Regions from separate parts of the Homo sapiens genome. Here region 1 is linked to region 2. The links are chromatin contacts, found by Hi-C or POLR2A ChIA-PET in ENCODE. All regions are on one chromosome and are shown on one strand. Each heading gives the region's core, a stretch centred on a gene start or an enhancer-like site at or near the end of the contact. The rest is flanking DNA. Distances are from core to core; before and after follow the strand shown. Region 1 has its middle 13 kb from the start of LINC00895. Region 2 holds the start of UFD1 (ubiquitin recognition factor in ER associated degradation 1).

Region 1 (7,587 bases), core at 20-2,519, 98 kb after region 2:
TTGATGCCTTAATTTACATTCTATCCATGACTTGCAACTTTAAGCATCTTTTAAAATGTTTATTGGTTACAGGCAATCTTCATGAGAACATTGTATCCTCTGTCTGTTTTTCTTTTGGGTTTCCTTTATTTTTCCTTAATGGAGTTGAAACAGTTCTTTGCAGGATCTGGCAGTTGATTGACAGCTTCTTAATTCTAAGAATGCCCCCAACTTAAAAGCAGCCCTGGAGGGTCCCCTTCTTCCGTGTCACCCCCAGTGTCTTGTGTGAGTTGTCACCGGGCCCCACTTGTTTTCCTCTGAAGCATTCTGACAGCTCTGCTCGTGGCCCCTGCGTTTAAGAGACATGCTGGGCCGGGCGCAGTGGCTCACGCCTGTAATCCCAGCACTCTGGGAGGCCGAGATGGGTGGATCACGAGGTCAGGAGATCGAGACCATCCTGCCTAGCATGGTGAAACCCCATCTCTACTAAAAATACAAAAAATTGGCCGGGCATGGTGGCAGGCGCCTGTAGTCCCAGCTCGGGAGGCTGAGGCAGGAGAATGGTGTGAACCTGGGAGATGGAGGTTGCAGTGAGCCGAGACTGCGCCACTGCACTCCAGCCTGGGTGACAGAGAGAGACTCCGTCTCAAAAAAAAAAAAAAAGAGACATGCTGCAGGCCAGGCATGGTGGCTCATGCCTGTAGTCCCAACACTTTGGGAGGCCAAGGCGGGCGGATCACTTGAAGTCGGGAGTTTGAGACCACCCTGGCAAACATGGGGAAACCCCGTCCCTACCAAAAATACAAAACAGCTGGGCGTGGTGCCTGTAATCCCAGTTAACTCGGTAGGCTGAGGCAGGAGAATTGCTTGAACGCAAGAGGTGGAGGTTGCAGTGAGTCAAGATCATGTCACTGCACTCCAGCCTGGACAAGAGTGAGATTCTGTCTCAAAAAAAAAAAAAAAAAGAGAGAGAGAGAGAAACATGCTGCTGCAGAGCACCCCTGCAGTGTTCCCGAGGTGTGAGGTGACAGAGCCCTAGTCTCTGATTCTGTGACAGCTTCAGAGGGTGACACTCTGTGTCGGGCCCAAAAGGGCTCCCCTGGGCTGTCAGTGATGAGCTTCTCTGGTCACCTTTGGGGGGTGCCGTAACCTCACCTCTGTTCAGTTTCTCAGATGGCCAGTCAGGGAAAAGAGTGGCCATCAACATATCATGAAAATGTTCTATTTGAAAATGCAGAGTACAGTTCCTGGGGACACGGGGATCTCCCAGTGCTCGGTGCTTCAAGACCCTGGGCAGTTCATATTAGACAATGTCACAGGAAGGTGTGAGTCATTCTGGGCGGTTGCTAGTGTGCCGTGCCTGTGGGCTTGGTGCTGGGGAGGCCAGGCAGGCTTGGTGGTGGGGAGGCCAGGCGTGGGAGTGATGCTCCTGACTATGCCTTCTCTCCCAGTCACTCCTTTCTGGGTTTTGTTAGGGGAGGGGGTGTCTAGGGCCCAGGCCATCACCAGAAGCTTGGCCCCCTGCTCTTGCTTCTGCCAAACACTCCACAGTTCAGCTGGAAGCGCCCTCAGGGTTGTCCAAGCTGCCTGCAGTTGGTTGTGCCTCCGACTGGCTCTGGCCCCGCCTCCCAGCCTCCGTAGCTGGTTCCTGAGCCCTACTCCTGGGGCCGCCAGCCTCTCCTACTTCCCTCCTCTCTCTCTGCTTGCTTTGCAGCAGCTTTACTGAGATATGATTCACATACCCTACAATTCACCCCTCGGAAGAAGAGTTCTTAGTAGAGTTTTCCATCATTTTTAGTCTGTTCACAGAGTTGTGTAACCATCACCATCCAGTTTAGAATATTTGCATGGCCCCAAAAGAAGCCCAGTACTCATGAATCAGTCACTCCCATTTCCCCCTCACCTACCTCCTCTCTCAGCCTCTCCCAGCCTCTCACAACCACCAGTCTACTTTCTGTCCCTATGGATTTGCCCTTTCTGGACATTTCATGTAAGTGGAATCAGATGGTATGTGGCCACTTGTGTTTAGAGTGGTGAGCAGAGCCCAGGCTGCGGCAGACATCCAGACCAAGGCGGTCTGGGCCAGGTGACAGCCTGGCTAGGGTTTGGCGAGGTCAGTTCCTCCTGCCTCCGTGGGGCCCATGAGCCGCAGTCCCCAGGGATGCATCCGGAGGGCATCAGAGGCAGGACGCCGAGCAAGCTGATACCCAAGGAGTCACAGCCACCCTGGGAGCTTAAAGGGCCGATGCAGGGATTGGGAGGCCGTGGTCTGGGTCAGTTGGGAACTGGGGGTGATCAGGGATGGCCACTCATAGAACCTCTGGATCCTGTAATCTAGAGAGACACGGAACATGAGCTCCCCTGTTGGTGTCTCTCCTGAACCCATTCCCTCAATATAGACACGCTTCTCCTTTGATGTTGTAGACAGTCTGAGATATATTCTACTAATTTTACCAGTTAGGCTTTCCGTGAATTGATGCCTTGTTAAAGTTCTCTAGAGGGTTTTGACATTCATTTTCATTCATTCACATCTTAGGGTGAATTATTTTAATCTAGGTACTTTCTTCCTAACAGAAGAATCAAGTTAATGAAACTGGAAGTCCCTAGTCTCCTTAGATTTCATAATTGGCCTCACAATGTCACAAGAACCCTGATCCTGGCACTCGTCCTATCAGGTGCTGTGCAAGGGAAGCGCTGTGAGTGACAGAGCAAAGCCAGGCATCTTTCAGTCAAGGATTTTCTCTCCAGTTGTGTGCAAGATAAGAAGTGACTGACTCTGTGTAGCCAGGAGGCTGAGGCAGGAGGATGGCTTGAGGCCAGCGGTTTGGGACCAGCCTAGGCAACATAGTAAGACTCGGTCTCTACAAAAAATTTAAAAAATATCCGGGTGTGGTGGTGCGTGCCTGGGGTCCCAGCTGCTGGGAATGCTGAAGCAGGAGGGGATTGCTTGAGCCCAGGAGTTCGAGGCTGCAGTGAGCCATGATTGCACCACTGCACTCCAATCTGTGTGACAGATGAGACCCTGTCTCTTAAAAAAAAAAAAAAACCAAAACCAAAAACAAAAAACCACCTCTCTAGATTATGTTGCTCCTCTGCTCCACACCATGCTGTGGCTTCTGTTCACAGTCAAAGGTCCCAAAGTGGCCATGGCCTGTGCTGCCTGCTGCCGCTCTCCACACCCTGGCCGCTCGGTCCCCAGGAGACCAGGCATGCTCCTGCCACAGGGCCTTTGCACTGGGTGCTCTCTGGGTCTGGAACAGGCCCCACACCCACTCACTTCCCCCAAGTCTGCTCAGATGCCACTTCCACACTTCCTAACAAAAGGAAGCTGTTGGTGAGCAGATGCTCAGTAACTTATGTGTGGCCAGAAGGAGCGAGTGGCTCCAGCCTGCGCGTGGAAAGCTGGCTCTCCTGGGTCACTGCTCTCACTGAGCCTCGGGTTTCTGCTGCCCAGAGGACTGCGTGGCTCTTTCTTGTACCTGGCAGTTCTGACACTGCTGGAATTGGGAAGAAAAGGGACCCTGAGACTAGGTCACTCCCTCCTGGGGTCTCAAGGGGCCCTGTCCCTGGGGCTGGAGGCTGAGCTTCCTCCTCCTTGTCCCCACCCTGGGGATGGCCTGTGTTCTGTCTTCCTTGTGCTCACCACTGGCGCCTGTTGGCTGAGGCAAGAGGGCCTCCAGCTGGGTTCTTCCTGTCCTCTAGTTGGTGCCTGAAGGCCCCAGTTGGGTGGGGTCTCTCTTTACCCTCTGGTCATATAGCAAACTGTGGCTGGTGTGTGGTGAGTCAGCCCTGTGTGCAGGCAGGGTCCCATTTCCCTGTGTGCAGGCCACAGTCTGTCCCAGTGCCTGCAAGGCCTCTGCCCCAGCTGGCCTGGACCCCCCTTGCCAGACTCTGCTCTTTGTGGGGCTCTGCCCACATCTACTGCCCAGTAGGACGCCCAGTCTCCACTGCTCTTTGGAGGTAAAAGAGGGCCTGGCACACTGGCACGGGGTACTTTCCCAAAGGTCAAAGATGTGTTGAGTGAACGAAGGTAGAGAGTTCATTTCTGAGACCTTTGCTGGCCTAATTCAGCTCAGTGGGGTGAAGTTATTACTGTTGAGATGCTTGCTGTTTTGATTGTCTTTAGAGAGCATTCTTAATATTTGGATGGTTTAAAATACCAAGGAGAAAAAAGGGAGGAGAGGCTTCTTTTTTAAAAATACCAACTTCATTATGAAAACACACAAATGTACACACAAATAGAATAATATAATGACACCCCTCCCACCACCACACGGCCTGTTTCAGTCTGTGTCCACAGCGAGGCTTCTGAAGGAAAGGCTGTGGAGGGGGTGAGCTGGTGGAGCCCATGTTCTCCCGGGCCTGGCCGGGATGTGCTTGCCGCTGTCACAGCTCCCCCATCTCCACCCGTCACATGACATCGAATGAGGCCGGCCTGGCTCTAGCCACTGCACAGGTGTCCCGTGGTCATTTCCTTCCTGTGCTGCTGAGGCACACAGTCACCCGTTTGCAAACTCTGAGGTGTTTTCCCTTTTCCCATTTCCTGTCACTGTTTTGAAGCTGTGAGAGGAAGAGAGAGACCTCGATCTGATAACCATTCATTTACTATCAAAGTTGGGGTCACATCCTTATAAGAACGTGTGGCTTGAGGTCATGAATAGCAGTAATGCGAGGGAAGCTAAGATTCTGGCAGGATGCAAATGATCTGGGAGTTTTCATTTTGTCGTTATGTATGGGCTGTTTTCTGCTGCATTGTTAACTATTGGAAAAGATTTTCCATGGATTATTATATGGATTATAGAGGAAAATGCAAATCTCCAACCTCTATACATTTAATCACTTAAATGAAATGTCAAGTTTTCTTGTTAAGAATTATGGTGCTGACTGGAAGAACAACATGGCTTTAAATATGACTTATTAGTTTCTTTCCACTTCTAAAGTTCAAAATAAAACATCATAGGTGGCAAAACAAATCAAGGTAAAATACGTTTTGAAAAGTCATAACTTTACTCAACAACAAAAAATAAGAAATAGACAGAGGACTTGAATAGACATTTCTCCAAAGAAGACATACAAGTGGCCAAGAAGTACATGAAAAGATGCCCAACATCACTGGTTATTAGGGAAATGCAAATCACAGGCATTAGGATGGCTATTATCAAAAAAAGCCAAGCAAAACCAACAACAGAAAATAAAAGCATTGGCAAGGATGTAAAGAACGTGAAGATGTGGAGAAATTGAACGTTGGTTTACTGTTGGTGGGAATGTAAAATGGTGCTGCCACCGTGGAAAAGTTTGGTATTTCCTCAAAAAGTGAATCAGAGGCCAGGCGCGGTGGCTCACGCCTGTAATCCCAGCACTTTGGGAGGCCGAGGTGGGCAGATCACGAGGTCCGGAGATCAAGACCATCCTGGCTAACACGGTGAAACCCCATTTCTACTAAAAATAAAAAAATTAGCTGGGCGTGGTGGTGGGCGCCTGTAGTCCCAGCTACTCGGGAGGCTGAGGCAGGAGAATGGCGTGAACCCGGGAGGTGGAGTTTGCAGTGAGCCGAGATAGCGCCACTGCAGTCCAGCCTGGGCTAAAGAGCAAGACTCCGTCTCAAAAAAAAAAAAAAAAAAAGTGAATCAGAATTACCGTGTGGTCTAGGAATTCCACGCCCAGAATAGGCATGCACTGAAAAGAATTGAAAGCAGGGACTCAAGACACTTGTGCATCGATGTTCACAGCAGCATCATTCACGCTAGCTAAAAGGTAGAAACAATTCAAACATGCACCGACAGATAAATGGATAAGCAATGTGGTCTACAGACATGGACAATGGAATATTATCCAGCCTTAAAGAAGGAACTCTGGCCGGTCACGGTGGCTCATGTGTGTAATCCCAGCACTTTGGGAGGCCGAGGCGGGTGGATCACGAGGTCAGGAGTTCAAGACCAGCCTGGCCAAGATGGTGAAACCCTGTCTCTACTAAAAATACAAAAATTAGCTGGGTGTGGTGGCAGGTGCCTGTAATCCCAGCTACTCAGGAGGCTGAGGCAGAGAATTGCTTGAACCCAGGAGGCAGAGGTTGCAGCAAGCCAAGATCATGCTACTGCACTCCAGCCTGGGTGACAGAGCAAGATTCTGTCTCAAAAAAAAAAAAAGAAGAAGGAATTCTGACACATGTTACTACATGGATGAATGTTGAAGCCATGCCCGGTGAAATAAGCCAGTCACAAAAAGACAAATATTGTCTGATTTCACTTATATGAGGTATCTCTTATATAAGGTAATCAAATTCATAGAGACAGAAATTAGAATAGTGGTTACCAGAGGGTGGGGAAGCAGGGAATGGGAAGTTATTATTGAATTAGTATAGACTTACAGTTTGGGATGACAACAAAGTTCTGGAGATGGATGATACTGATGGTTGTACAACATTGTGAATGTGCTTACTGCCACAGAACTGTACAATTAAAATGATTAAAATGATCCTTTTGGCCAGGCGCGGTGGCTCATGCCTGTAATCCCAGAACTTTAGGAGGCCGAGGCAGATGGATCGCGAGGTCAAGAGATCAAGACCAGCCTGGCCAACATGGTGAACCCCATCTCTACTAAACATACAAAAATTAGCTGGGCATGGTGGCACGTGCCTGTAATCCCCGCTACTCGGGGGCTGAGGCAGGAAAATCGCTTGAACCAGGGAGTCGGAGGTTGCGGTGAGCCGAGATGGCACCACTGCACTCCAGCCTGGTGACAGAGTGAGACTCCGTCTCAAAAAAAAGGATCCTTTTGTGCTGTGTATATTTTACCACAATTAAAAATGCAGGAGTTAGTAAAGGAATGGAACAAGATCATGTGAACGTGAGTTATGAGAATACTGGAATGGCATCCGGCAAAGCAGACTCAGAACAGGACTGTTCCTAGAGATAGGGAGGACTGTTTTATGCGGATAAAGTGGTCAAGTCATCAAGAAGACATTATGATCCTAAATATGTATGCACCCAATACAGAGCAAAAACTGACAGAACCAAGAGAACAAATAGACAAATGCGCAGTTATAGCTAGAGATTTCCACACTTCTCTCTCAGTAAATGACAGAACAAGGAGGCAGAAAATCAGTTTAAGAATGCAGAATACTGCCTGGGTGCGGTGGCTCACACCTGTAATCCCAGCACTTTGGGAGGCCAAGGTAGGCAGATCACTTGAGGTCAGGAGTTTGAGATCAGCTTGGCCAACATGGCAAAAACCTGTCTCTACCAAAAATACAAAAATTAGCAAGGTGTGGTGGTGCATACCTGTAATCCCGGCTACTTGGTAGGCTAAAGCAGAAGAATTGCTTGAACCCGGGAGGTGGATGTTGTAGTAAGCCGAGATCACGCCATTGCACTCTAGCCTGGGCGACAAGAACAAAACTCCATCATGACAAAAAAAAAAAAACAACAACAACGACAAAAACTAGCCAATTGAGTTGGGCACAGTGGCTCACGACTGTAATCCCAGCACTTTGGGAGGCCGAGGCAGGCAGATCGCTTGAGCTCAGGAGATGAAGACCAGCCTGGGCAACGTGGTGAAACCCTGACTCTACAAAAAATCCAAAAAATTAGCCATGTGTGGTGGTGTACA
Region 2 (6,661 bases), core at 2,858-5,357:
AGGGTGGCATAATTACTGTGGAAAGAACATTTAAGAAATATTAAAAAATAAAAATAAAAAGGACAGACCAAAGGCAAGATGCAGTTTCTTTATATCTAACAAAAAGCCTTAAACTGTTTTTAGGGTAGCCAGAATGTCCCAGTGATCTTTCATGAAGAATCTTACTTGATGTAATTTATTTTGGGAACTGAATGGTTATCAGCCATAAACCTAACCATAATTAGCACCCCACCCCAACAGAGCAAGTCAGGGATAAATCCCAGCACCATTTTCACAGTAACACTAGCTTCTGACTCCCACATGCAAAGTAAGTACTGTTGAAGGCTACAGCATTGCAGACTTAGGGCAGGAAAAGTTACTATTCAAATAAAAACAAGCACATACTCTTCCCTCCTTTCTCCACATCTGACCTGTCATTAGGCCCTGCTAGCATGGACACAGAGAAGCAGCGGTACTGTGTGGAGAAGCGGTTTTGGAAGACCCTGGGAATAGGGTGGTCGAACATGTTGAAAGAGAACTAGAAGGAGGAAAGAGAAACAAGTATTAAAACAAAGGTACATTTCTTCATGTCAAAAGCCAAAACATGTCAGAGTAATTAATGCTACTAAACATTGTCAGAGAACACAATGTACTGAAATCTTCAATGTAATCTTACTAAATACAAAACAGGCCATGCCAAGCCTGTCCTGAACCTTTTTCAGGGCTATGCTCCCATCTTCATCCTCAGGATCAAGGCCCAACCTCTTGCATACCTCAGAGACTTGTACTGACAGCCCCACAGACTCCTGCCTGGGCTAGTTCCTCTGCCTTGAACACTTTTCCTATTATCATTAATCTAAACAATATTTGTTAATTGAAACATCTCTTTATTGAGTGCCTACTGTCTGCCAGGCTCTGATATGAGCACAAGGGAAGCACCACTCCAGTGATGTCTGTCCACTAACAAAATAGATACCACCCCTGTCCTGGTGAAAATGACACTCAAAGCAAGAGAGATATACACTCCAAGCAACGGACACACACACATGTGTGTCTGGCAGTTCTGAAGACAAGCAGCAGGGTAAGTAGACACAGGGCTCCTGGGAATGCTATTTTAAATAGGTGGTTAGGAAGGGACTCTGCACAAAGACCTGAATGCTATGAGAGGGAGCCAGGCAAAAAAGAGGGAAAGACATTCCAGGCAGCAGGAAGAACAGGTACCCAGTGGTTGCACCCCTTCCCCTGGGTTCCAATTACCATCCTTTCCTTTCCCCAGGAAGCCTCTCTTGCTCTGCTGAGGGTCAGGTCTAGTGCCTCTCCAGCGTGCTCTCACAGCACAAAGTAGGTACACGTTACACTATGTTATGATGCTTTCTTACAGCAACAAGCAAAGCTAAAACATGATGCCATTAAAAAGATAAGATCCTAGATCTTAAACTGTAGACTAAGATGAGGCTTAGCAAACATGTATCAATTTGAAGGTTTTCTCAAAGTACAGTATTCCTCCCACCCCCCACCCCCATATCCACAGGGGATACATTCCAACATCCCCAGTGGACGCCTGAAACCACAGATAATACTGAAATCTATACATACTATGTTTTTTCTTATACATATCTACAATTTTCTTATACATATCTACAATAAAGTTTAATTTATAGGCTGGGTGCGGTGGCTCACGCCTATAATCCCAGCACTTTGGGAGGCAGAGGCAGGTGGATTACCTGAGGTCAGGAGTTTGAGACCAGCCTGGCCAACATAGTGAAACCCTCTCTCTACTAAAAATACAAAAATTAGCCGGGCGTGGTGGTACACGCCTGTAATCCCAGCTACTCAGGAGGCTGAGGCAGAAGAATCGCTTGAACCCAGGAGGTGGAAGTTGCAGTGAGCCGAGATCGTGCCACTGCACTCCAGCCTGGGCAACAGAGCAAGACTCCATCTCAAAAAAAAAAAAAAAAAAAAGTTTAATTTATAAATTAGGCACAGTAAGAGATTAACAATTAATAATAAAACAATTACAACAATATACTGTAATAAAAGTTATGTGAATGTGGTTTCTATTTTAATATTTTTGGACCATGGTTGACCTCGGGTAACTGAAACCACCTAAAATCTCACAGGAGGATATATATTCAAAAGAACTGGAGGCAGAATCAAGAAGAGATTTTTGTACACCCCGTATTCATAGCACAATTATTCATAATAGCTAAAAGGTGGAAGCAACTCAAGTGTCCAATGACAGATGAATGAATAAACAAATTGTGGTATGGTATATACATACAATGAAATATTATTCAGCTTTTAAAAGGAAAGAAATCCTGTCACATGGATGAACCTTGAGGATATCATGCCAAGTGAAGTAAGTCAGTCATAAAAGGACTTATATTTTATGAGTCCGCTTCTAGGAAGTACCTAGAGTAGGCAAATTCATGGAGACAAAGTGGAACAGAGATTGACAGGGGCTGTGAGGAGCAGAAAATGGAGAGCTATTGTTTAATGTGAGTAGAGTTTCACTTTTGCAAGATGAAAAAGTTCTGAAAATCTGTTGCTCGTGAATGTACTCAACACTATTGAACTATAGACTGAAAAACGGTTAAGATGATAAAAATTTGGTTTTTTTAACCACAACTAAAAAAAAATCTGTATTAGAGAAAATTTCTTGACTTGATTCCAAATATATATTTAGTAGAAGGAATGCCACCTACTGACAAAGCAGTTTACTAGCAACTCCAAAATTAGCAAGCTGAATTAGCCATCTCCCAAAATGCAAACATAGCATGTTCCCGCCTAAAATCTGGGATGGTTCTTTACTCCCTGGCACTCTAACACAGTAATTTCCAATCTTTTGTCTTTCTTCTTTTAAGCAGCATAACTGTTCAGCTAAATCTTGGCCAGAACCATAACACAGGAAATAGCGTTTCTGGGTGAACAAGGCCAGAACAGGGTAGGGGCTTGCTTCCCTTGAGTGCTTCTCACTAGCCAACCTATGTAAGCCATTTCTTCTCTTTGAATATAAAAGGTAAATCCGCACAAAGGGGCAACATACTTAACAACCTGCCTGCAGTTTACCCATGAACCCGACCTTCTGCCCCTTCTTTGCTGCTCCCGATCCCATCTCTCACTTTCCTTTTCAATCCCGAGACCTAGCACACTGCCTGGAACATATCAGGTATTCTTGAGTGGATGAACTCAAGAATAGAAATAAGCCAGGGTTTGACAGTGACACACTTGGGATAAAATCTAACAATCATTCCTTGTCTTTACTAAAATAAACAGGTGACAGGAAGACAATACCGTAGAGTGCTTTGCAGCCAGACAGACTTGGCTTCAACTCTCCAGTCCCTACTTCTGTGACTCGAATAAAGTACCTCTGTAAACGTTAGTTTTCTCATGTTTAAAATCATCATCATCCTTGCTTCCAAAGGGATTGTAGGGATTAAAAGAAATAAGCCGCGATGAGGGAGTACAGGTGTTAAAAGCTGTGTAACAGGAAATGTACCAGCAGGTATTAGCTTCCATCGTTATCATTACCGAACACAACACCGCTGTACAGATTCGAAGGCACGAACCCGTAGGCACGGAGCTCACGGAGCTGGGGCAAGAGCTGGGTGTCCCCCAAGAGCGGGGGATGCCCACTACGGATTCTCCCTGGGGAGCGCCCTGATTCTGTTCCCATCCCCAGCAACCTTGCAACTAACTTTGGGTTTATGGAAACCTGTTGCGCGTCCAGCACTTGGGAAACCCGTGAATGGACACAAACCTTCCTTTCTTTCGTCAAGGAGGGCAAGTCCGGCTGAGACAGAATGCGAGCCACGTTCAGGACCGGCGGACGCGACCACAGGCGGTTAGTGGTCAAGGGTCCTGCTTGTGCCCGGTGCGGCCGATGAGCCTGCAGGCCGGACTCAGGCCCGGGTGACTCGGCACCTCCGCCGCCGTCCCGCCCCGCCCTGCCCCGCCGGGCCCTACCTCAGGCCCCGGGCCAAGGCCCAGCCCCCGCCCGCTGCCCGTCAGCGCTTACCATGATGGACACCACCTGGCAGACTCCGCTCCTCTCAGGCAATGCAACGAAGAAACCCCGCCGACCGCTCTCCCAGCCGCCGCTGCCGCTGCCGCCGCGCCAAGCCGGTACGCCCCAGAGGCTCACCGGAAGTGCCGGACCCGAGACCCGGAGGGGGGGTGCCCGGGACAAAGCGTCGGCTGCAAAAGAGAAAAGGCCAGGCGAAGACGCTAGGCTCTAAAACACCCTCAGTAGAAGCATTAAAATGCCCTTTCGTGATTTATTTCCCCTTTTATAGGTATTTTTAAACGTTATTTTAAATTACGTGTTGACAGTATTCCCCTCCAGACGAATTTAGTAGGGCCCATTGTCCTTACGACTACACTACCCACAATGCACTACCCAGACTGCCTCTGCTTCAGCCATCGAGGACTCGGGCGGAACTAAGCTACAAATCCTTCTTCAAACCACACCAAAAACCTATTGCAAACGTAAATGCTGCCCCATTGGGTATGTGACTGAGTTTAATGTATGGTTAGAAGTATACTTTCCCTGAGGGTTCCCAGTGGGAGGCAGTAGGCTTCTCTTCCCAAAGTAAAGATGTCCGCCCAGCGTCGCTTTTCTGGGTAAAAGCGAGTCAGAGTTGAAGGGGGCAACAGTGTTTGCGTTCGGCCTCAGAGGTGACGCTTCTTTGGGGGCGGGCTGGAGTTTTCTGGCCGTGAATGGCAGAGCGCTAATGGCCGCCTCCAATGTGGCCCAATCAGAAAGAAAGGAAGGCTGGGAACTAAGAAGCTATTGGTTGGTGATCCCTGGACCAATCGGAGGAGCCGTGATTTGGCGGGAGTCTTGACCGCCGCCGGGCTCTTGGTACCTCAGCGCGAGCGCCAGGCGTCCGGCCGCCGTGGCTATGTTCGTGTCCGATTTCCGCAAAGAGTTCTACGAGGTGGTCCAGAGCCAGGTGACGCCCAGTCCGGGACCCCCGCCGAGGCCTTGCCGGTGGGGAAGGGATGAGGGGGAGCGACCGTGGGTGACCGGGAGGCAGGGGAGGGCCGGGGTTCGGGTCGCCGTGTTCAGCCGGTCTGCTCTTCCCCGATAGAGGGTCCTTCTCTTCGTGGCCTCGGACGTGGATGCTCTGTGTGCGTGCAAGATCCTTCAGGTGAGTTCTGCGGACCCTAGGAGGGCGGGGCCGGCGCGCGAGGTGAGGGTGCTGCGTGGGGGCGCAGGGCGGGCAGAGTGTCAGGATGGGTGCTGAGGGCTTAGGGTGGGAGAGGGAGCAGGGCAGGAGGTGAACAGCAAGTGAGAGGAGAGAGACTCGGAGGAGAGGTTGCCTCCCTGTCCCAACGGTGTGGGGTGGGATAAAGGATTAAGTAAAAGGTAAAGAGACTAGTTTGTATTTTTGCAATAAGCTATTAATATTAATAGGTGAACACAGCAGTTGCATTTGGGGGAAACTTTGGATCTGTCGTGGCCTCTCAAATGGGGGATTTGAGAGAGAGGAATCTGTGACAACTGTGGGTATAGTCGTGTCACAGGTGTTGCTGGGAATATGGGAGCCCCTAGTCTATTAGGGAAGATCGTTAGTTTGGTTTTGAATAGGGCATAGTATTTACGTTGTTTTGGTCAGGCCCTTGGATCAGGAACTTTTCAGAAGGCCTGGAAGTTAAATCGGCATTTCTCCCCGATGTTTTACTTTGGTAATTTGCAAAATTCACAGAATGGTATGGTAAACGCTCATATCCCTAGCACCTAGCTTTTCCCGTAAGCATTTCACTAGCTTTAATGTTATCCCGTGTCTTTTGTCTCTCAACCCGTCTAATCTTCCTCAGTTTCTTTTCAAGGTAAATTGCTAATGTCCTAAATAAGATAGGCTTTGAAAACACTCTCTCTCCAGGCCTTGTTCCAGTGTGACCACGTGCAATATACGCTGGTTCCAGTTTCTGGGTGGCAAGAACTTGAAACTGCATTTCTTGAGCATAAAGAACAGGTATTGAAGATGCGTTTTAGAATAACGTGGCTTTTTACTCAATTGTAATTTCTTGACACAGCATTCTATTTCCACGATAGATTAAGCGTGTATTTAAGTATCAGCTACATTAGGCAATATGGAAGAGAAAAACATGCTGTATTTACTGGTGACTTACCACGCCCAAGTTGTAGAAGCAAAATTGACAGCAAAAAAAGATAATGAATGTGGATAGCCCCAACTTTGAACTTGTTTTAACTTGTTTTGCAGAAATTTGATTGTAAGGTGCTTGGAATCTAGCAGTTTTTAATATGGTCTAGTTAAAATTATTTTATTTTATTTTGGTTTATTTTTTTATTTTTTATTTTTTTTGAAACGGAGTCTCGCTGTGTCGCCCAGGCTGGAGTGCAGTGGCACGATCTCGGCTCACTGCAAGCTGTGTCTCCTGGGTTCATGCCATTCTTCTGCCTCAGCCTCCTGAGTAGCTGGGACTACAGGCACCCGCCACCACACCTGGCTAATGTTTTTGTATTTTTAGTAGAGACGGAGTTTCACCATGTTAGTCAGGATGGTCTTGATCTCCTGACTTTGTGATCTGCCCACCTCCGAAAGTGCTGGGATTACAGGTATGAGCCACCACGCCCAGCCTTTATTTATTTATTTTTGAGACGGAACCTCGCTTTGTCACTCAGGCTGGAGTGTCATGGTGCAATCTTGGCTCA

What was found. A loop is a pair of places that touch in the nucleus more often than their neighbours do. ChIA-PET counts read pairs that join two places held with the same protein, here RNA polymerase II (POLR2A). Pooled maps may share reads with other maps.
Region 1: a loop to region 2 is called in a map of natural killer cell, with 4 times the contacts of the local background. The contact joins the enhancer-like site here to the promoter of UFD1 in region 2. A Hi-C loop is called at or near these places in 2 of 168 maps with a recorded cell type or tissue (endothelial cell of umbilical vein and natural killer cell) and 8 of 50 pooled maps. POLR2A ChIA-PET finds 5 or more read pairs at or near these places in 8 of 52 experiments (AG04450, K562, WTC11 and 4 more).

The regions. Positions count from the first base shown.
Region 1 is chr22:19,575,647-19,583,233 of GRCh38, forward strand. No RefSeq gene overlaps it. Among named protein-coding and RNA genes, the nearest start is that of LINC00895, 13 kb to the left of the region's middle. Within about 2 kb of position 1,270, at least 11 of the 41 ENCODE cell types and tissues checked have a DNase peak (open chromatin) inside an H3K27ac peak, as active enhancers do; they include endothelial cell of umbilical vein and natural killer cell, where a contact is called at or near this core.
Region 2 is chr22:19,475,086-19,481,746 of GRCh38, forward strand. UFD1 (ubiquitin recognition factor in ER associated degradation 1) reads right to left here and starts at 4,108. Exons shown (of 12, transcript NM_005659.7): 1 at 3,998-4,108; 2 at 385-517; 3 at 1-15. The coding sequence starts at 4,000. CDC45 (cell division cycle 45) reads left to right here and starts at 4,835. Exons shown (of 19, transcript NM_003504.5): 1 at 4,835-4,934; 2 at 5,073-5,132; 3 at 5,868-5,960. The coding sequence starts at 4,884. RefSeq lists silencers at 3,875-3,944, 4,735-4,784 and an enhancer at 4,345-4,644.